2 separate regions of the Mus musculus genome follow, and region 1 is linked to region 2. Evidence: chromatin loops called from intact Hi-C (ENCODE). Cell type or tissue: left cerebral cortex. All regions are shown on one strand. Each heading gives the region's core, and the rest is flanking DNA. Links, peaks and the distances in the headings are about the cores only. Region 1 holds the start of Acan (aggrecan). Region 2 overlaps Gm31213 (a long non-coding RNA gene).

Region 1 (10,676 bases), core at 1,715-9,714, 120 kb after region 2:
AGGTATGCACACAATTCCAGCATAGTCAACCTGGGGAAACTGAGGCACATCACTTCTGACCTCTCATCAAGAAAAAACTTGGTCGGTTCTCTCTGTAGTCTGCAAAGAACCCACTTCTTGCCCAGTGAGAGATTCGGGAGATTTCCACTGCACTGCCTGAGGCCACTGTGCTTTAATGAGAAGAACACCCGCTTCCTCTCAAGGCCAGCAGCGGTCTGAATCCCCAGCCCCCAAACACACTGCAGCTTGCCCAGCTAGCTGCTCCTGTGAGGGGTGACCTTGACTTGAAGTTAGCCCCAACTTGCTGGACAACTCCACCACTTTCTGAGCCCCATGGTATATGTGAGCATTGTTGGGAGGTGAGAGGTAGTGTTGTAATATTTAACTTATTGGACTCGTTAGAGAAATTAAAATCACTGTATGCTGCAACTAGCTTATAGAAGGGATCCAAAGACTCTTAGATTTTTCTTTTTCCGGGAAACAAATTTATTAAAGAGTGTTGTAGAGGCCAGGCCGTAGCGAATTCCTGCTTGAGATGTCCTTGGTCTATGTTGCGTTTTGAAGACACCCCTCCCCGCGCCCTCAGCCTTGTGCCTTGTGCCTCTGTAGCTGCCTCATCTCCTCTCTCCGCCCTTGCGTCTCGGGGTACCCCACCCCCAAAACTTTCCAACAGTGTTCTATGAAGATTCTTTCAAATCGCATTCCCAGAGTAGGGGGTCGTCCTGTGCGATGGCATCTTTCTGGGTATCAGCTGCAAATCGCATCCCGATACCAGGGAAACACCCCGACCCCAACCCCAGCACCGGACTGCTACCCTGACAGCAGGAGCCGGGTGCCTTCGGCACTCTGCGGGCGCAGCCCTCCGGGGCCGCCTGGACTGCGGAGCTGCCGACCGCAATGCAGACGCGGGCCCTCCAGTGCTGCCCGCACAGCTTTCCTCCGCGGCCCCAGGAGCTGCGGGGTCCGCGCTCCTCTCGTGCCCTGCGCGCCCGGAGCCTTCCCCAGCTGAGCGCGGTCCCCAGCCCGGGTCCTGCGCGCTCCGGACGTTTCTGCCTTCCCCTCCCCCCGCAGATTGGCCCCGGGGGTGGGGTTTCCCTGTGCGCTCGCCCCCACCCCTCGTGTGTGCCCTCCCCTCCCCCGCCCGCCCCTATGTATGTGTCACCGCGCACCATTCCCGCCCACCTACCTCCCCGCGGTGCCAGAGGGGCTCACAGAGCTGAGGACGCGTGCGGAACGGCTCAAGGTCCCTCACTCTCTCTCCGCATCCTCGCCGGCTAGCATCTGACGCAGGTGCCGAGGGAGTTCGGGCACCTTTCTGTGTCCCTTCCCTTCATCGACCCTGCTCCGAAACCTAGTCAGCCAGCCACCACTGCGGCCACCGCCCGAGGGGACTTGCGGAGAAGACGCCGGCGGGAGAAGGGGTTCGCAGGGCCCCCCCCCCCCCGCGCAGAGCATCCCTGCTGCAGCGCAGCAAGACCCGGGGCTGGCAGCCCCCAGGAATCCCTAGCTGCTTCGCAGGGATAAAGGACTGAAGTTCTTGGAGGAGCGAGTCCAACTCTTCAAGGTAAAGAAAAGGCTCCTTCTCTCCAGGGGAGCTCTGTCCCAGGGCATCTGGGAATGCTGCTGAGGACAGGCGCCTAGGTGCTGGGGGTGGCGTGCCTTGGTGCCCACATTGGGTATGTGTGTTGAGACTCTCACGACCTCCGCTGCATGCACACGGAAGTTGAGCAAACTCAACTGCTGCCCGGACTCAAAGTGAATGGGAACACGTGGAGGGGCTCCAGCTCTGAGTACACAGAATTAAGAAAGACCAGAGATTTTTCAAGTTTAAGGTATGGGGGCGCTAAACTGAAGTGTAGAGCGAGTAGCAGTTTTAAAGCCAAGGAAATGTGGGTTCAAATCCCACTCCCCCCCCCAACGCGCCCCCCCCCCCTGTCCTCTGGGTGCCCCATAAGGCTTTCATCTTCTCTTGGGAAGGCCAATTGACCAGAGAATCAACAAAGTTACATGAACAGCTGATCAGATAGGCGGCAGATACCTGAGAAAGGATGAGAAAACTCGTGGGTCCCATTGGGTTTATGGCAGGGATCTCAGGATACTCAAAGCGGTAGGAAAGAGGAGGAAAGATATCAGCTGAGTCTGGGACAGGGCTACTGCTCCCAGGGGAGATCGGGCGTTTGTCGAGGTGGAAAGAAGACATGGGGATGCAGGACGGTCCCGAAGTTTTTCCATTTCTGCGCTTTTCTGCAACCCTTCCAATACCAGGGCTGGGTGGGAGGGTGACAGCGTGTCAGTAAGCTGTGGGTGTGGAGGGCTGTCTGCTTCAGGAAGAAGAATCCCGCCCAAATTATTCGGACTTGCTGCTGCCCGCAATCCGGAGCTAGGCTCTGGAGCGGGCATTCACTAGTCTCACTATAGAGCATCTCAGGTCCCAGAGGTTTGGTGGGCATGTTAATTCCAGTTCTGTGGGGTGGGGAGTGTCAGTGGGAGGCAACGGGAAGATCTTCTGTGAGGTAGCTTGCCTTGGTGCTTCTGCCTCTGGGTGTTGCAGTGGGCTGGTGTCTAGACCCTGAAAAGCACCTATGGCATCTCCCCTAGGGAAGGGAATCTACAACAATGCAATGACTTTTTACAGGTCATTGATTTAGGGACAGAGTCAGAATTAGGGTCTAGATTTTTGAGGCTGAAGTCAGCTCCTCTGCCGATTTAAGGGAAGAGAAGTCACCGCCTTAATCCTCTCTCTTCCTTGCCTCTGGTTACCATGACAAGGAGTCGTCTAGTTGCCTATTTGTCCTGGCAAGGCTAGTTGGGGGTGGGGGGCGCTCTCAGTCACCAAGCCTAAGGAGATTCTACTCACCTAAAGAAAACATTACAGAATAAGCAACCCCTCCTGCCCCATTTAAAACATCTTAGATGAGGGAATTATCAAAGAGGAGGAAAAATCTGTCTTAGAAATGCTGGAATTCCTGAAGTCCTGTTGAATTTAAATATAACTATGAGGTGTTTCTAGAGCCAAGACTGGTTTGTTCATTCGTTGTGTGCTTTCTCCAGAGTACTACTCAGAGGAGGCCAGACTCTGGGCTCCGTGGTGCCTCAACAGCCACCCAGTAAATTGCTGAGAAGACCCCAGCAAAGGGCCAGTACTCACCCACCACCCCACAAGTACTTGGGGAATGTTTTCTATTCTTCATTTTAGTATAAAGTAATTGGACTTTTCCCACATTTTTCCATGAAGAGCATACGTACTCATGTTCACAATGGGACTCCTGTCTTATGTTTGAAAGCTCTCATTACCCCTGGACACTCGGGGTACCCTGAATGCCCCCCTTGCGTCCCAGCATTACTCCACCCTAGCATGTAAAGGGGACTCATGTCCCTCCCAAACAGCAAAAGGGGCCCCAAGAAGTAACTCACCTCCTGAGATGGTGAGGAGGCAGGTTAGTGTCGGAACCCAGCCACTGAATGCTACATGAGTTGCTGAGGTCCTGAGCCGCCTTGGGGCTCAGCTTCATGTCTCTAAAAAGGATAAGGGGGACCTGCAGGGGAAGGTTTCTTCAAAGATTAAGGGACACGCTGTGGGTGCCTTTTCAAACCCTTTACAGACTTTACTTAGTTCTTCTCCTTTACTGGGTTGCAAATTATAAATTCTTGGTAGTGCCAGTTTTGACCATTCTTAGAGACTGTGTGTCTCAGAGTCTTGGTGTGGATTTTTTTAATGATACCTTTTAGAACTGGATCCTTCCCAGGCCCTGCTGGTTGGGCATCAGGGGCGCCTTGGCTGAACCTAGGGAAGCCCACAGACTTTGGCTTGGAGTGCCATTGTGAGTCCGTGGCTGACTCTAAGATTTATCCAACCTAATGCCGTGACAGCGGAGGCTTTAATGAAATAGTAGATAACATTATAGAGCCTCCCATGTAGTAAGGACAAGTATTATTTTTGGAAACTTTTGTTTCTGTTATGCATTTTGCAGTGCTCTATGGGGGTATGTATAGTCATAACTATATATGCAAATAGACATACATTTTATATTTGCATTTATAATTGCAAGTTGTAGTCCATAAAAACTTGGAAGATATCAGTTGCAACCCACTGTGATGGCACACTATAAGCTTATCATTTGGAAATCTAAAGCCAGCCTGGGGTACATAGTATGTTAAGGGCAAGCATGAGCTACATTGTGAGAGCCTTTGTCAAAAGCCAAGGGCTACAAATATAACTCAAAACCAGAAAGGAAATAAAAGACCTTGTGACTCCAGGTGGCAAGCACTGGATTGTCCTTGCTGCAACTGTACCAACACCTGGCCAGAATGGAGGCAGTAGAAATAGAACCTGGGGGGCGGGAGGGGGGTAGGAAGAGAACAAGTTCAAATAAAGAGAAGACTCAGTGTCAGAAAGGAACCCAAGGCTGGAAGACAGCCCTGTATACAGGTACGTGCTGTCTTGAGAAGTGGGGTACAGTGTAGACACCCATCTTAGATACAGGGATTTTTCTTTCCTGCTGTCAGGGAGTCACAGAATTGGACTCCTGTGTCCCAGGAATATAAGAGCACAATTGATGTAGAGGTTCCTTTAAGGATGACGCCCTCCTTCCTGGAGACTAACTGCCTGTTAGAAAGGTCTGGAGAAAGGTGGGGGCAAGCTGGAGAGAGAGCGCAGGCAAGAAGAGAATCGGACCAGAGAGGAAATTTGTAGGGAAACTGGTAAAACGGTTTCTTTTTTCAAAAAGTTGAATCCAGGGCAAGAACGGAAATGGTTGAGTTTACTTTGAAAAACTCAGAGCCTCCTTGTATGCAGCTGTGTGTGTGAGTGTGTGTGTGTGTGTGTGTGTGTGTGTGTGTGTGTGTGTGTGTGTGTGTGTGTTGGAGGTTGGGCCCTGTGGGCTGGCTAGAGTGTGTGAAGGCAGCTCTGCTCCCTCAATGGCCTTACAGTGTATCCTAAAGAAGCTTTTTGTTAAACTCCTGAATAGGTGGATTGGGGGGTGTGAGGCTGGACATCACGAAATAGCTATTTGCTTACTTTTGAGGTTCCTTGTTTTTCCTCTTAAGATATCTACCCAGAAAAGGAGTCATGTCTGGGGGGTCCTCTAGAGAGAGAGGGGCCAGCCTGTCTCTGTAATTGATTCGACTTTAGAAGCAAGAAGAGGAAAGAGGCAAAGCTAGACAGTTCTGCAGTGCCTAGTGAAAACCCATCTTCAGCCTTCTGGTCTCTCTGGCTATCCACAGACCATGAATGCCCAGGGTCTTCAAGGCCTATAACCATCCTCTTTTAAGAGATTGCCAAGAGGACTTAGGAAGCAGAAGTACTGAACCTGAGTCACCCCAGCCCAAACTTGTGAGGATCTGTATAGGAACACAGAGCATCAGGATTTTATCTAGAACATTCCACAGCCACAGACACTATTCATGCATTTACCGGTACTTGCTACATACTGGGCTCTGTATGTAGCTGATCCTGCACTCTCTACCTCCTGTCTAATGGGAGCTGGAGCTGTTATCAACTTGACCTTGGATCCTGATTTCTATAAAAGAGTTGTTCTCAACTGGAAACTATATTCCCCCTACCTGAACATGCCTAAAAACATTTTCTGTTGTCACTATTTGGAAAACTACCTGCATGCTGTGGAGAAAGGCCAGCAAAATTGCCAAACACTTTGAATGTACAAAATGATACCTCCCCAAAACGCGCGCGCGTGCGCGCGCGCGCACACACACACACATGCAGCATAGAATCCAAAATGTCATTAGTGCCAAACCTGAGAGAGGGAAAAAAAATGGCTTCATTCAGTCCCAGGGTCAAGGGTCAAGCTATAAACCAATGGACAGAGTCAACCAGAAGCAAGAGGCAGGGTCTGGGTAGCAGCCAAGAGCAGGCCACAAATGGGGAGTGAGGAGAAGGTAGGGTCTCAATGGCCCATTTGAAAATTGAAATCTTGTCTGTGTACCTGCAGAAATGTGCTTACCCCTGTGGGCCTGTTTCTGCACCTATGAAATGGACTTGTGGGTCCAAGATAAAGCAAATAAAGATGTTGGCACAAGGTAGACCTGCAGTAAAATCTTAGGTGTTGTTATCTTTGAGGCTTTTCAAGGTCCTGCTGTGGAAAGGTGAGACATCAGCAGGTGAGAACATGTGATCTCCAAGCCAAAGGAGGTTTCTGTTTGGGACTGGTTGCCATAGCTGGGGAAGGGGAGGGTGGGGGTGTCACTCAGTACCTCTCTCACACACAGCTCTCAGAAGAGAGTGAGGAGGTCACTATACCTTGAAAAGAAGCCAGAGGTGTCCAGGATTGGCAGTAGAAGCATTCCCAGACTTGGAGTCACCAGAGACAAGCTCTGTGTGACAGAAGTAGCTTCACCTCTCTGGGCTTTGTCTTACCTATCTGTGAAATGGAGACCCCGAAAGAAGCCACTGTCTATGAAATCCCTTATGGAGTTACCTGGGAGCCAAGGCAGGGATTTTATGTCTGTGTCTAATTCCGTTCGAGGCACATAAGATAGGCTAGTTGACTGAATGAATTGAGAGGGTGAATGAATGAATGAATGAGTAGATGAGCAAACAGACTACTACACTTTAAAATTCTTTCTTAAGAGAAGACTCCCCCTACCCCACCCCCAACCCCACCCCTACCTCTACCCCCACAAAATGGCAGCTACTGTTAGCCCATAAATTCTCTCTACTTCTCTGGGAGACAGCGCCCTCTAGAGCTCAGCGAAGAAACAGAAGTTGGATCCCTGTGGGAAGTGAGCTGGTCAGAGAGTGGGGCACCAGAGCTGAGGCCAGCCCAGCTCCAGAAAAGAAAACTGAACAGGAACCAGGAACTCCTATCCAAGCCCCTACTTTGAGGAATAAAGTTACACTAAATTAAAGCCTAACTGAAAGCTACTAGCCAAAGGGATGGATTTTCATAGCTCACCTGAACCTGCATTTTATAGGATCATAAGACATTAAAGCAGACAGCTTTTAGTATTGACCTTCTCTCCTTAAGTAAGCTGTCAGAAGGGTAGGAGGGGGCACTTGAAGGAAGGGGAGCTTCTCTCAGCCCCGCCTCAGCTTAAACAGTCTTCTGGGTCCTCTAGGGCCGTTCCCCAAGCCACCTGAAAGGCAGTGTGGCGTAGGGGTGGGGGGCATCATAGAAGCACTGTGTCATCCAATCAGAACTCAGCCATAGCTGGGTGTGGTGTCACAGGTCTATAGTCCCAGCTCTAATCCCAAGAGGATCTTGAGTTTGAAGTCACCCTAGACTAGATAGCAAGATCTTACCTTTTTAAAAAATTGATATAGAATATTTGCCTGGCATTGACATCCTGGGTTCCACTGAGTGTGCAGTGCACACCTGCAATCTAAACACTCCGAAGGTAAGAGCAGGAGAAGCAGGAGCTAAAGGTCTTGCTCAGCTACATAGCAAATCTGAGAACATCTTGGGCGACATGAGTCCCTGTCTCAGATAATCAAGGTGTAGGGAAAAGAACCTAACAGACAGTCCCAGGTCCCCCATCATCCATCATCCACCCTTGGGTCACCGTCTGGCTCTGTCCTCCATATCCTACTCATCTCCAGGGCCACACTTAGGAATACTTCTCTCTTCTTTTAGGAGAGAAATATCCAAGCAGAGCATCCCAGGCTCTAAAGAGCATGTCTTCCTGGTCCCAGCCACCACCCCAGCCCTGAGGAAGATGGTTTTCCTAGAGCCTGAACTCTTGGCCTCACATTCTTCATCCCGTCACCCCCACCTCCTTCTTGATCTCCCAAGCCAGGGCTGTCTTACTTCCCAGCCTCCCTGCCTCTACCTCTATATGTCGATGGCTGAGGGGAACAGCTAGACTTTGGAATGACTGTAAAACTTGCAGGATGTTGTCCAACTTGACCAGACACTGAAAGAGAACTGTTATAGAGAGGAGGGTAATCTTCAGGTTGGAAATTAGAGCCATCTAAGGAGCTGGTGAACACTGTATATGGCAAGCCAGCCTCCTCTGTGGGATGAGCGATGGGGACAGGAATCTGATTTTTCTAGTGATTCTCCTAGCCTGAGTCTCTCCTTGAGAGGTTAGTGGCTGATGCTGTAGCTGTGCTCTGCAAGGGCAGGGGGAGTCGAGAACTGTTCCACCTGCCCCCCACCCTTATGCCTGAGACAGGGCCTTGCTTCCAGAACACAGCTGATCTTGACCTTGGATTAAATGAGTACTTTTGTCCCTAGGTGCAAGACAAAGATTCACACACACACACACACACACACACACCAAATTTAAAAAAAAAAACCCAGCTTCTAAAAAACATACCTTCAAGGACAATAGACAGAGTGTTTAAAAGGGTGTCATCTCTTAGGGAGACTGAGGAGTTAAGCAAGTTCCTTTTCAGGGGACTGGAATCTCCTTCAAGTCTCTCAAGCCGAATGTAGCAGCAGGCTAGAAGCTCTTTCTGCCTACAGCAGGCTGAGAGACTCAGTCTAAAGAGCTGCTGATCCAGCAGATCTGTGGAAGGAAAGGCTGCTGCACTGGAGCCCAGGGGCAGACCAAGGAAGAGGCTGGCCCAGCAGGATGCCTAAAAATCCTGTCTCCTGCAGCTAAGAGTATAGCTCAGTAGGCAGAGTGCTTGTCTAACGTGCACGAAGCCCTGGATTTGATAGTGCGTGCTTAGAATCCCAGCCAATCAGAGGCAGGAGACCAGAACTTCAAGGTTGCCCTTGATCACGTAATGAGGTCAGTCAGGGCTATGTAAGACCCTTTCTCAAAAATGGAAACAAATAAAAATTCTCAGCCTTCTCCCATCACTGGCTAGAAGCCCTTTACTCCCTCCCGTGGGCTGGGTCCCGCCTCATTTTCACATCAGCCACCTTCTGTTTAAAGGTCTTCGTAACTATACAGAACTTTGGCTCTTTTGCTGCTGCCGTTGCTCACTGGACCCAAGGGAGATTGTTTGTCGTTCCTGTGGGAGCCTCAGGCCAGTCCTGCTATGGGATTGAACTCCCTCCAAGCCTCCTAACTGAGGCAGAACCCTGTGTGCTCCATCTCCCTCTTAGGTGTTACCAGAGGCCATGTGTCTGTGAATAGCACCCCGGGGAGGTGAGCAGTGTCTCTGGAGTCCAGTAAGGAGCTGTCCTGTCAGCACTGGCCTCTATCACCCCATGCATAACACCACCCTCATCAGGCCCACAGCCTGGAGCTGCCATGGTATCTCTCAAGGCATTCGTATCCTCCCCAGTAGCCTCACCCTGGGATGCTCACTTGGTTCCTCCAAAACAACCCACATTGACTTCTGTATCGAGTTTTGATATCTTAGCAGAGAGAGTCCTCTATGCCTGTAGGACCTGGCTGCTTTTTTTTGTGGGTTTCACCTCCATTCCTGGAGGATGAGGGTGTCGACTCAAAGTGGGAATATGAGGATGGGGAGGGCTATTACCAAGGAACAGCTTGGCACTGGGTTATGGCCTAAGATTGGTGGACCTTCCCTGAGCTCACTGTTCTCCTCTTGGGAGTTCCACCTACTATCTCAGTTTCTTAGGGGCTCCTGGTCTACCAGAAGCCAAACTAGGAAGATATTCCTCTGACATCTAGCAATGTGTAATGATTGAGAAAGGATAACTGATTCACTAAAAATCCTATGTGGAATGGTCTACCTTTAGAATTATGCAGCAATCAAATGGCACGGCCATCTATACCGCCCCTTCTCAAAGCACTGCATTGCAGAAGCTCCCAAAAGACCCGAGAGTGGCCCTGACATGCATTCTGTCTTAGAGTTCTATTGCTGTGAAGAGACACCATGGCCAAGGCAACTCTTATGAAGGAAAACATTTAAATTGAGGGTGGCTTATAGTTTCAGAGGTTCAGTCCATTATCATCATGGCAGGAAGCATGGCAGTGTACAGGCAGACATGGCGCTGGAGGAGCTGAGAGTTCTACATCTTGATCCAAAGGTAGCCAGGAGGAGGCTCTCTTCCTCACTGGGTGGAGCTTGAGCACTAGGAGACCTCAAAGCCAGCCCACACAGTGATACACTTCCTCCAACAAGGCCACACCTCCTAAGAGTGCCACATGCTATGGGCCAAGCATATTCAAACCACCATGAATGGGATCAGACCAAATCTTCTTCTGCAGTCCATGGGCCGTAGGGAGCTGATGTAGAGACATGCCTCCTAGGTTGAGTTTCCCCAAGGCTCAGTTCCTCTCCACCCCCACCCCCGTGCTCCCACCTCTGTCTTCAGGGCTTTGACCTTTCTGTTATGCAGCCGACACGCCCTGCCCACTTGGTTATTCAGGTACACAGGTTGCTTTCCTTTTGTCCACCCCGTTGAAAGAACACAAATATTCCTGTTCACGTACCCTGGCTGCTTTTTTGATGTGGCTTTTGTAGTTGATCACTCTCAGCAAGTTTCTCTGATGACTTTGTCCCCATCCATACCCCTGACATATGAGGTACAAATGGCCGCAACCCAGTGCTCTTTAAACTGTGCTCCAGGGAATCTGCGGTGGGGGAGGCCTATGATAGCCCCACATGAGTCACAGAGGTGCATGGAGAAGGATTGAGTCAATAATTTGGCAGATCCCTCTGTCAGACTCTATCAGGACCACCCCAGTTTTCTGTCTTTTGGAACCCACCAATAAGATGCATTCTATTCTTGTAATAGATGAGAAAACTTGAACCCAGAAAAGAATGTTTCCCCAGACCAACTACAGCTCAGGGA
Region 2 (10,676 bases), core at 1,576-9,575:
ATGCTGCCTTTCTTTTCCTTTTTATTCTTATTTATTTTTTGAGACAAGTTCTCCTCTAGCTCAGGTTGTCCTTGAACTCACGGGTAGTAGAGGTGAGTCACCTCTACCCACTGAGTGCTGGGATTAAAGGTGTCTGCCACTGTGTCCAGTGCTGAGGAAGGAACCCAGAGCTTTGCACACTAGGCAAGCACTCCACTGACTGAGCTACACCCTCAGTCCAAATACTTTCCTTAAGGAGCTCCTGTGGAGAACAGCCCCAGACTGACAGCCGCTGTGCTACCGGTGGCCGCAGCTCCTTACTGGTGGGTCACAGGCTCCCAGCACAGCTTGCGCTTGGCCACTGTGGTCATCAGGCAGGCTGGCCGATGGCATGCGGCTGGCAGCTGTGTCAACCAGGAGCCAGAGGGGCAGATGACACGGAGAGTACAAAAGGAAGCAGCCTCCCTCCAGAGAGGTGCAGCGAGGTGGCGATGGCTCTAGGGATTGAAGGCCTAGATGCCGAGTGGGCAGGAAGCTCGGGGGACCTGTTCATCCCACACAAGTGGTTTGGAGGGCTTTGTCGCCTAAGGCACAGGTTAAAGACATTTCTGAAAACCTGATGCTGGTTGGAGATGGGGAGGGGCGGCCCAGCTTTTCATCCTGAGGAGAAAGTTTGGGTGGAGCTTCCCAGCCTTCCCTGCTCTGGTCAGAAATAGACCCTGAAAAGACTGGGGTGAACCAGGCTACCTGGAACAGAAGAGGGCCTGTGGGCTAGCATTAACACTGCTGCAAATGCCATTGTATCTCCCAGCAGCCCTGGGTACCATGTACTAATGGTCCCTATTTTTACAGCTGTAGAGAGAGTAACTTGACCAAGATCACATAGCTTGCTAGGATCTGAACCAGGGCAGTTGGCTTCAGATTCTTAACTCTTACTTGGTGCCAACCTTGTACTTTTATGCTAGAGACAAAGGGTAATGTCTCTCTCTCTTTCAATCCCTCCCTCTCCCTCTCTCTCCTTTCTCTCTTGCCTCTCTCTCACCCCCACCCCTCTCTCTCCACCAGACAGGCACCAGCTGTCTGGCTGACTAGAAGATTTACCACCTCTGTCATCTTATCTTCAGGATGTCGTTATAATCATCCCATTTGATAGATGATGAAACTGGGGCTCAGACCTATGTCATGCTATATTACCAAGATCACATGGCTCATGGCAGAGCCTGGAGTTTATTAATTTGTGTATATGATGTGTAATACTTTGTGTGTGTGTGTGTGTGTGTGTGTGTGTGTGTGTGTGTGTGTGTGTGTGTGCGTGTGTACATGTGTGTGCATGTGGAGGATAGAGGTAGAAATTGAGTGTCCTCAATTGCTCTCTACCTTATTTTTGGAGGCAAGGTCTTTCCCTAAGGCTGAAGTTCGCCAATCCTGCTAGATTCCTTGGAAGCCCCAGGGATCCCCCTGTCTCTGCCTCCTCAGTGGTAGGATTCCAGACACTTCCCACCATGCGTGGGTTTTGCTTTTTTAGTGTTTTCATTCACAAATCACATTTATTGTGCGTGTGTATGTGTGCACATGTGGGCGTGCAGGTCACGGTGTATGTGTAGGGGTCAGAGGACAACATGTGGAGTCTATAGTCACCTACCACGCAGACCCTGGGGATTGAACTCAGGTCAGCAGGCTTGGTGCCTTTGCCCAGTTAGGTCCCGGGGAGCCTCCCACAACCACCGTCTTTTTAATGTGGGTGCTGCAAATGGAATTCAGGTTCCTTTGCTTGCTTGTACAGAAGGAGGAACTTTATAGACTAAGCCAGTCCCACCCCCAACCCCACCCCAGCCCCCTAGAACCTTGCTTTTTAGGTAGTTCTGTACACTGTAAATGCTTGGCAGGTCAGAGGACCTTAGTGGACACTGAGTTCTCCCCTGCTGACTGAGGCCAGGGGTGTGTGTCTTGATCTGCCTGTAGGGCCCGGTTTAGGGGGTTTAGGGATTTTGCAGTCTGCCCCTCACCTCAGTTAGACACCTCCCAAAGTGTGAGGCAGCCAGAAAAAGCCAGAGACCTTCAGACAGGGGCCAACTGGAACCTGTATTACCCTTTCTTAGTCATCGCCTCTCTGTAGGGACTTCGGCCAACAGCCAGCAGTGCAGACAAGGGCGGCATGGACCTGCAGCCTGTGGCTGGCCCCCCGAGGGCGGGCAGCCAGATGCCCGCAGCTGCAGGAGAGAAGGACCCCTCTTCTCTTCACTCAAAGGTGGATTGACGAAGGCTGGCTCTGAGAATTTTTTTTTTTTTTCAAGAGGCACGTCGGGAGTGGTAGAATATGAACATCTGTGCCCTGGGTTCTGTTCTGGACTCGGCTCAGGCCACAGTCTGGAGCTGGCGTCTGCTGGAGACAGGCCTGCATCCTGCTGGCGGGTGGGTGGGGCTGCTTCTGGCCTGCTGGTTGAGGAAGGCAGCCGCTAGCCTCCACCCTCCGGAGCCCAGGAGGGCGGCGGGCATGGGAGGGCACACAGAGCTCGCAGGGTTGGGACACCAGGGTGCCTTCATGCACTGTGTATAGGAAAGGCTGGGGCAGGTCCTGGAGTCTCCGCAGGTACACTCCTCAGAGAAAGGCACCCCAGGCCACCTCTGCCTTTGGTGACAGGCCTTTGTGGCCATTAGTGGTGTTCTTCTCTACCCTTTATTCCAAATCCCAGCTGTTCGTCAAGGCTGCAAGACAATCCAAAAATTGTCTAGTCAACTGATTTTCCCCTGACCTTTTTTTTTTTTTCTAACTTAGCGTTGAATTTCCATTTGAAAAGGTAGTGTGCTATGCTGGGGATGTAGCTCAGTGGGCAGAGTGCTTCCCTAACGTGCACCACTAAGTCCTGGGTTTGAGCCCCAACACCGCACAAGCTAGGCACAGTGGTGTAAGTCAATAATTCCAGTACTCTGGAAGTTTAAGGTCATCCTCAGCCACCTATCCAGTTCAAAACCAGTCTAATAGAAAACAATGTATTTACATGGTTCACATTTTAAAATGCCATTAAATGGTATCAATCTATATCTAATCTATGTATCATCTATATCTATTTATCTCTACCATCTATATCCATATGCCAATATCATCTCTACCCAGCTTCATCTCCATCTGTCTCTCTGTCATCTATCTATGTATCTCACACTCAACCTGGATTTCACCTGCCCTTCTTTTTACCATCCCCTCCTACCTCAGCCCACAGTAAGATACATACTAGCGTCAGGAATACCCCTTCTTGGCCGGGTTTGTTTGGTGGCACACACCCTTTAACCTCAGTACTCAGAGGCAGAAGACAGATATTGTGAATTTGAGGCCAGCCTGGTCTACATAGAAAATTCTAGGCCAGCCAAGACTATATAATGAGACCCCGACTCTAAAAAACAAATCCTTATAGGGGTTTGATATGAAAATTGAGAATATGCTGATATGTTTGCTTTTATTACTTTATTTTACTATGTAATAAATTGTGGACAATATATTTGTTTATGTTCCCATTTTGTGTATAAACATTATTAGCACTAAGAAAGCATCTTGATTTCTCTTTTTTCCCCCTTCAGACATTGGGAAATTATTAAAGCACAAATAAAATGTTGGATATATATTGATCAGACAGTTATATTCTTTTAGAATCTTCATTTTCCCAACTGTATAATAGTCCCTTTGTGGCTGTAATACCATGTGCTTAACTAGACCTTAAAGAGGAACACCTAGGTTGTTTCAGTCTTCCTGTGTGAAGGCTTCATTCATGCTAGCTTGTTCTGGCTAGAAAAGACTTAAGTACCTAAGGATAACGCTCAGCTTGCAAAGTCAACCATCCATGCCAGGCCTCAGAAGAAATACACAAAAACCTTAGGGGCCCATAAGACACAGCTTGTAGGTCACAATTTCAGCCCTGTCTGATCATTTCATAGGTGGAAAGCTAAGGTCTTAGATTAGGGCCAAGGCTGGTTGGAGGTCACAGGGGCTGCAGAACAGATCTGGCTCTGCTCATCACCCCATCTGCAGTAATAGCAGAAAGCCCAGACCAAGGCTCCGAGGCCACTTGTCTAGAAGGACAGATAGGGTTACTATGGCCACAGGGATAGGGCATCTGGCCATCAACCACAGATCTAGCCACAAGCCTATCCGTGGAGCCAGCTGTACTCAGACTCGAGCTTCTCTGGACCAACCCATAGACATAGATAGGCACAGACCCAGCCATGGCACACAGCCATAGATACAACATGGATCTAGCTGTGGGCCCCATTCTGGATCTGGCCCTGGACATAGCTCAGTCACAGACTGATCCCCAGTTCCAGTTCTACCCATGGACCTAGACTTGAACCAAGCCATAAACATAGTCCAGCAGTAAGAGAGATAGTCAGGCAGAGGAGGCAGGCAAAAGGGAAGGGCAGCCAAGGTATATCTAGATGGTGAGGTCTCTCAGATTGGAACACAAGGAACTCTATCACCACCTATTCCCCTGTCATCCACAGAGATCTGATTCACTCAGCAGTAGTGTGACCTCCTTGGGGATAACACAGAAGATTTGGTCCACCTGGGGTGGGTATGACATAGCTGTGGCCGGAGGATGCTAGTCAGGAGGGTGTGCCAGTGGAAACACCGATGGTCCAGGAAGTGGGAAAACTTTGGTGCATTATTGGATAAACACACGGTGGCTCTAGACAAGCCATCCTCGGCCTCATGATCTTGCTTTACTTCCTGTATGACAAGAGGGTTGGGATAAATGGGGATTTAGTGAAAGGACTAGACCTTGGCTTTGGAGTTAGGACAAACGACCCTTAATTGCCACTATGCAGGGAGAGTGTGGAGCAGCTGTCGTCAGGAATCACGTCATAGGCTTGGACAATGAGTGCTTTACAGGCGCCCCAACGGAGCCTATTTCTCAGCATTCTTGTGCTAAAGCAGAGGGGAAGGTCTGAGATGGAATTTCTCACCAGCCTTCAAAGTCAGGGAAGCAGGCACCCTGGGTTGCTTCAGTGTGGTTTAGGAAAATATAGACATAGGGTCTTTGTGAAATAAATGCATACCAACACCATGAGATGTGTCTGGGATGGAGCCATTACCTGGGAGCCTCCTGACCTGAGCCTGGTGGCTCCTGGGGGCACATGAGGAATGAATGTGTGCCTCTTGTGGGTCTCTCCTTGACTCCCTGATGAGCTGGCTCCTATAGCCTAGCTGGCAAAGGCTCTGTTGTCTTGTGGCTGGGAATCAGACAGAAAAATGGTTTATAATCTCCTAACTATTGGTGACCATAAAGGACCCAGCCTCATGCCGCACAGGCAGAGAAATGCGCGGTCTTAAAGAAAGTTCACAGGCACTGACAACTCTCCTTCAGGAGCCAAGAGTATTCTGGGAAGGATCCAACTACTTCGTTCTCAAGGCTAGGCTATGGCCCTAGAGGAAAACGCACTCGTGCTCAGGACCTGGGGAGAATGTCGGTATGGGTGAAGATTGGTGTATGTCAGTGTGTTTAGGCCCAAACACCTGCTTGGAAGCTTCTGAGCTCTAGGTGGCTCTAGAGTAATCTGGACCCCATGGTTTGGTATTGATGACCCAGAACCCTGTGATGAAATACCCAATCCGGTTACTCACCCCACCTAGCACCCTTAGTTTCTCATGGGCTGGTCTTATCCCACATCTCAATCTGGGTGTGGTCTGGCCTCGGATCATGAACAAAAGTTGGCTTCTTTATGTTACATGGTTATCCTGGGGACCCAGTATAGCTCAGTCCTTATCTATAACTACAAACCTTTAAGGCTGTGAAAATTAAAAGATATGGGCTGGAGACATGGCTCAGTGGTTAAGGGCACTGACTGCTCTTCCAGAGGTTTTGAGTTCAATTCCCAGCAACCACATGGTGGCTCACACCATCTGTAGTGGGATCTGATGCCCTCTTCTGGTGTGTCTGAAGAACAGCTGCAGTGTACTCACATAAATAAAATAAATAAATAAAATATCTAAAAAAATGAAAGATATAAAGAGTTAATTGACCAACACTTGACCTATAAACTATTTTTAAAAATATAGTAAATATACATTTTTACCTCAAGAAGTTCACCTTAGTTTCCTAGGCTGGCATTAACAAATTACCACAAAGTCAGTGACTTAGAAACCTCAGAAACTTCTGGATGCAGTGAACTGCCTTATGCCAGTACTGGGAAAGCGGAAGCAAGAGGACCACATGCTACGGTAATGTGATGCTCTTAAGAAAGTATGAGGGGCTGGGAGGGTCCTTCAGTGAACCGCTTCCAAAGCAAGTATACAAACCTGAGCTCAAGCTCCAGAACCTACGTAAAGAAGCTGAGCACAGTGATGCATGCTTGCAGTCTCAGCACGGAGAAGGCAGAGACAGGAGAACGCTTGAGGTTCACTCACCAACCAGCCTAGCTCACCACTGAGAAGTCCAGTCTCAGAAAACAAGGTGGGTGGCACCTGGCATACATTTGTCATACATCACATCACATGTGAATGTGTATCTACGTACACATGTGCATATCAGCACACATGTACAGAGAGAGAGAGAGAGAGAGAAGGGAGGGAGAGAGGGTATGGGGTAGGCTGTGCTGTCTCTAGAGCCTGCAACTCCTCCTTTAGAGTTTCTGGGGACTTTTCGTTTGTTTGTTTTTGTTTTTGTTTTTATTTTTGTTTTGGTTTTGTTTGTGTGTGCAGCCAAAGCATTGCCATCTCTGCTTTCATCCCCCCAACATCCTTCTGTCTGTCTGCAAAGACCATAGTTCCCCAATTAGGGTCACATCCTGAGTTCCTAGTGGCCAGGAGCTCAGGGAGTTATTATCCAGCCCCTGCAGTTCTCTTTCTAACCCACCATCCTTCCCTTCATGATGCCTATTCTAACATGTTCAGCAGCGTTCTGAGTATTTGCTCATAGTTCTTGCAAACCAGTGCCCTTCTGGTTGATGTCCTAGCAGTCCTGTCGGGCCTGTGGTCCTGTCGGTCCTGTTGGTCCTAGTGGTGCTGTCAGTCCTGTCATCGGTCCTGTCATTGGTCTTATTGGTCCTGTCAGTCCTGTCTGTCCTGTCCCCTGTCGGTCCTGTCTGTCCTGTCCATCCTGTCTGTCCTGTCCGTCCTGTCTCTCTCCACTCACAGTGGATTGTTTCCTGTGGGTTTGTCAGTCCTGTAAACCCAGCTCTGGTTGGCTGGACTCCTTTGTCTTGTGGAAATTCCTTGTCGCCTGGGTTTGGGAGCATCTGGTCAGAATACATTTGCACGAGCCCCTCTATGGGCCCTGCAGGGCGTGACACTAATTTAGGTAACTCATGTGGTTAATTCCTCAGGCAAGGATTTGGAGATCTTAGAGGCCATGAATACTTTGATCAAACCCCATGTGAAGGACAAGCTTGGAACTTTCTTTCTCTTTGGGGGTCTCTTTTTAGTGTGGCAATGTTGAGCAAGACAGTACATCGTATGTAGCCTAAGGTGGATGGGAGCTCATTGCATAGCTCACAATAGCCCCAAACTCATGGCGATTCTCCTGCCTCAGCCTTCTGAATGTTGGGATTACAAATGTGTGACACTTCTTGGATTCTGTTATCCAAATCTCACACGGGGTGAGACAGACTGAAGCCCTGCTCTTTCTTCTTGTCACTAGCTGTGTCCTCTGGCCTTGTGTGTCCTGGCTTTATTTAGGTGTCTTGGTGGCAGCCTATTAGCTTGTATCCTCCTAAGCTTTACTACCTAGCCCAGGTAAACATAAAGACTTTGGGCTGCAAGATGCTAGCCTCATTTCTACCTTGCCATGCATCGTCCATCAGCATCCCTCTCACTTATGATCCGTAAGCTCCCTGAGCAAATCGCTTTACCTGAACACTACCGAACCTTTGCCTCACTAACACTAACTTCTCCTCTAAGACGTGACTCCCCCATCACCTCTTCTGGGAAGCCCTCCCAGACTTCGCAGTTCTATCTCACAGGGCTTCTGAGTCTTTCCCTGCCACAAAGCAGTGTGGCCTGGGCAGGATCTCACAAGTTCCATAGATTTTACATAGCACCCTGAGCCAGGTAGGCAATGATGAGGGCACGTCAGGGGCAGCAGATAGGACATAGCTTGAGAGCCTGGATGCTGGGCAGGAAGGCACACATGAGCTATTAAGGACCATGCTTTTTTGAAGCTGTCTAAGGAACAGCTCCACTGAGTGGCTAGTGGGCTATTGGAAGAAAAATGCAGTGGATACCAGAAAAGCCAGGTCACTGGTTTGGGGGGGCTTGTTTCACAAGCCAGGGGTGTGCCTTATTGAATGGCAGCTTGAGGACAGGAAATGAATATTTATAGAATGTTTAGGAATCAAGTCTTAGTAATAAGGGAAATTCAAGAACTCCGGGTCTTTGGAACACCTTAGTACAGAAATAGCTTTCTCTGTCTCTCTGGGCTCCTTAGCCATCCTCTGAATCCTCTAAGACCCTGGTAATTGCTTCTTGTCTACTCACACCCACCTCCCCTATACCCTGAGAGCTCAACAGTGAATACTTTGGGAAAGAAGTGGCAGAGAAGGAGACCTGGGCCTGAGCCCAAGTTCAGAGCAGTGAACTTGGTTCCCGTCATCTGCCATCTCCTCCATAAACTTCTCAAATAGCTGTCATCATTCCTTAGTCCCCCCTCCAGCCTGTCCCATCACCTGTGCCTGGGTATGTGCTTCAACATGGGTTGGATTTTTTTTTTAATTTAATATAAAATTCTGTGGCAGGAGAGCCAACTCCAATGAATGACCACACAGTCAAAAGTGACAAGGACCCTTTTCACAGTCCTGCTGCATGGAGCTGGCCAGGCGGCTGAAGGGCGCCCTTGGTGAATCAGCTTATGTTAGAGGGTCAGTCATTCTAAGCCTTTCTCTGCCCTGGGAGTCTGAACACAGACAGCTACAGTCAGATGATCTGGGTAGGGGTGTCTCTGCTGTCCCGAGGGAAAATATATTCTTACCTGTGATTCCTGGGTTGAGTTGTTCATTTAACCAGATGGCCCGTGTCTGGTCTCGGGTGCTGCTCTAGCCCAGGAATCCAGCGACGGCAGAGGCTGGGTGCTAGGAGATAAGATGAGATACCTATAAGATATGTTACCTATAACAGTGGAGCAGGGGGAAGTTAATACAAAAAAGACACAGAAAGCAGGTCGGGGCCATGGAATGGAGAACGATTGGTCAATCTCCTCCCTGGAGGTGCCTTTTCATCTGAGAGTTGCAGTGGAGAAGGAAGTAACAAGGATCCTAGTTGAAAGAACGACCTATGTAAAGGCCTTAGGGAGGGAACAAAGTGCTTACCAGAATGTGAGTCGCAAGGTTACTGGAAGTGGGGGATGAACAGTCTCCCAGGAAGCTCGAACACTTGAGATGGGATGTCACAGATAGCTCATGAACCAGCACTCATGTCTGTGTGGCTCACTGGCGAAACCTAATCATGAAGGCAAGACTGAGGTCTGAGCTTAATCTACCATTGTGCCAAACAGCCATGCGCTGTGTCAAGCACTGGGGAACAAGCGATGTTCTGTCCTGCACTTGAGGAGGACTTAGGGTCCAGATGTGCAGTCCAGAGGACAATCGAGAGGAAGATGGATGGGGCAGAAACAACTTCCCAAGAGAATCTTCAGCAGGATCGAGATGGAGGTGATATGTCTTTTGTGGCACCTGAGGCAGCTGGAGCAGGGAGGCTGTGAGCTGAGGGCAGAGAGCTGCCTGGAAAGGAGATGCGTTACAGTGGAAGGTACTGCTGGAGCCTTCCCATGCAACACTGCTCCTCACAGAAGACAGTCTGAGTCAGCAGTCCCCAAAAGTGCTCCAGGGAGCACCCTTCACTCAAGATGCTTCTGGAAGAAAGGCTTCTCTGACCTCGTTGGTTATGAAAACACTCCCTCCTATGTTCCCCTTCGGATAGTTTTATAATATATGTGATATACTTAAGATTTTAAGGAGCCTGAGAGTGCAGCTAATGGTAGAGCCTTGTCAAGCATGCATAAGGCCCTAGATTTGATCGACAATGACCCCCCCCCCATAAAAGTCCCATGAACTCTTGTGATAAACCTGGCCTATTGCCTACCCTCACTCCCTTTATTGAAAATAGATTTTAGGTGGGCAGTGGTAGAACAAGTCTTTAATCCCAGCACTTGGGAGGCAGAGGCAGGAGGTTCTCTGAGTTCAAAGCCAGCCTGGTCTACAGTTAGAGTTCCAGGACAGCCAAGGCTACATAGAAACCCTGTCTTGAAAAAAGAAAAAAGAAAATGAAAATATTTTTCACATAATATATCCTGATTATGGTTTTCCCTCCCTCTATTTCTCCCAATTCCCCTCTACCTCCCCTCCCGTGAGGATCCACCCCTGTTCTGTCTGTCAGAAAATAAATAGGCTTTTAAGGGATAATAGTAAAACAAAATATAATAAGATGAAACAAAAACTAACATTGGAATTGGACAAAACAAACAAACAGAAGGAAAAGGGTTCAAGAGAAGGCACAAGAATCAGAGACCCGCTTACTTGTGGGTCATGCCCTGGAATCTCATAAAGACGCTAAACTGGAAGCCATAACATATACACACAGGACCTGGTGCAGACCCATGCTGGCCCGGAGCTCACTGCCCCAGCCTCTGTGAGTTCACATGAGCTTTAACATGTTGATTTAGAGAGCCTTGCTCTCCTGGTGTCCTCCACTCCCCACCCCCTGGCTCTTATACCTTTCT

What was found. Hi-C counts contacts between places; a loop is a spot of excess contacts. Peaks named below come from ENCODE experiments on the same cell type or tissue, not always from the same donor. Only the 100,000 strongest peaks of a DNase experiment are listed, where the experiment ranks them.
Region 1: a loop joins it to region 2, with 2.2 times the contacts of the local background. A loop is called at or near these places in 2 of 42 quality-filtered maps.

What each region holds. Positions count from the first base shown.
Region 1 is chr7:79,052,045-79,062,720 of GRCm38, forward strand. Acan (aggrecan) reads left to right here and starts at 1,182. Exons shown (of 18, transcript NM_001361500.1): 1 at 1,182-1,564. Gm26633 (predicted gene, 26633) reads right to left here and starts at 1,279. Exons shown (of 3, transcript NR_132432.1): 1 at 1,187-1,279. In left cerebral cortex, for the core only: a CTCF peak has its summit at 6,708 (motif pointing left); no DNase peak of the experiment used is centred there; H3K4me3 peaks cover 44 bases.
Region 2 is chr7:78,937,031-78,947,706 of GRCm38, forward strand. Gm31213 (a long non-coding RNA gene) reads right to left here. Exons shown (of 5, transcript XR_882237.3): 3 at 9,268-9,397; 4 at 8,931-9,030; 5 at 1,916-2,685. Among named protein-coding and RNA genes, the nearest start is that of Gm31213, 12 kb to the right of the region's middle. In left cerebral cortex, for the core only: no CTCF peak of the experiment used is centred there; no DNase peak of the experiment used is centred there.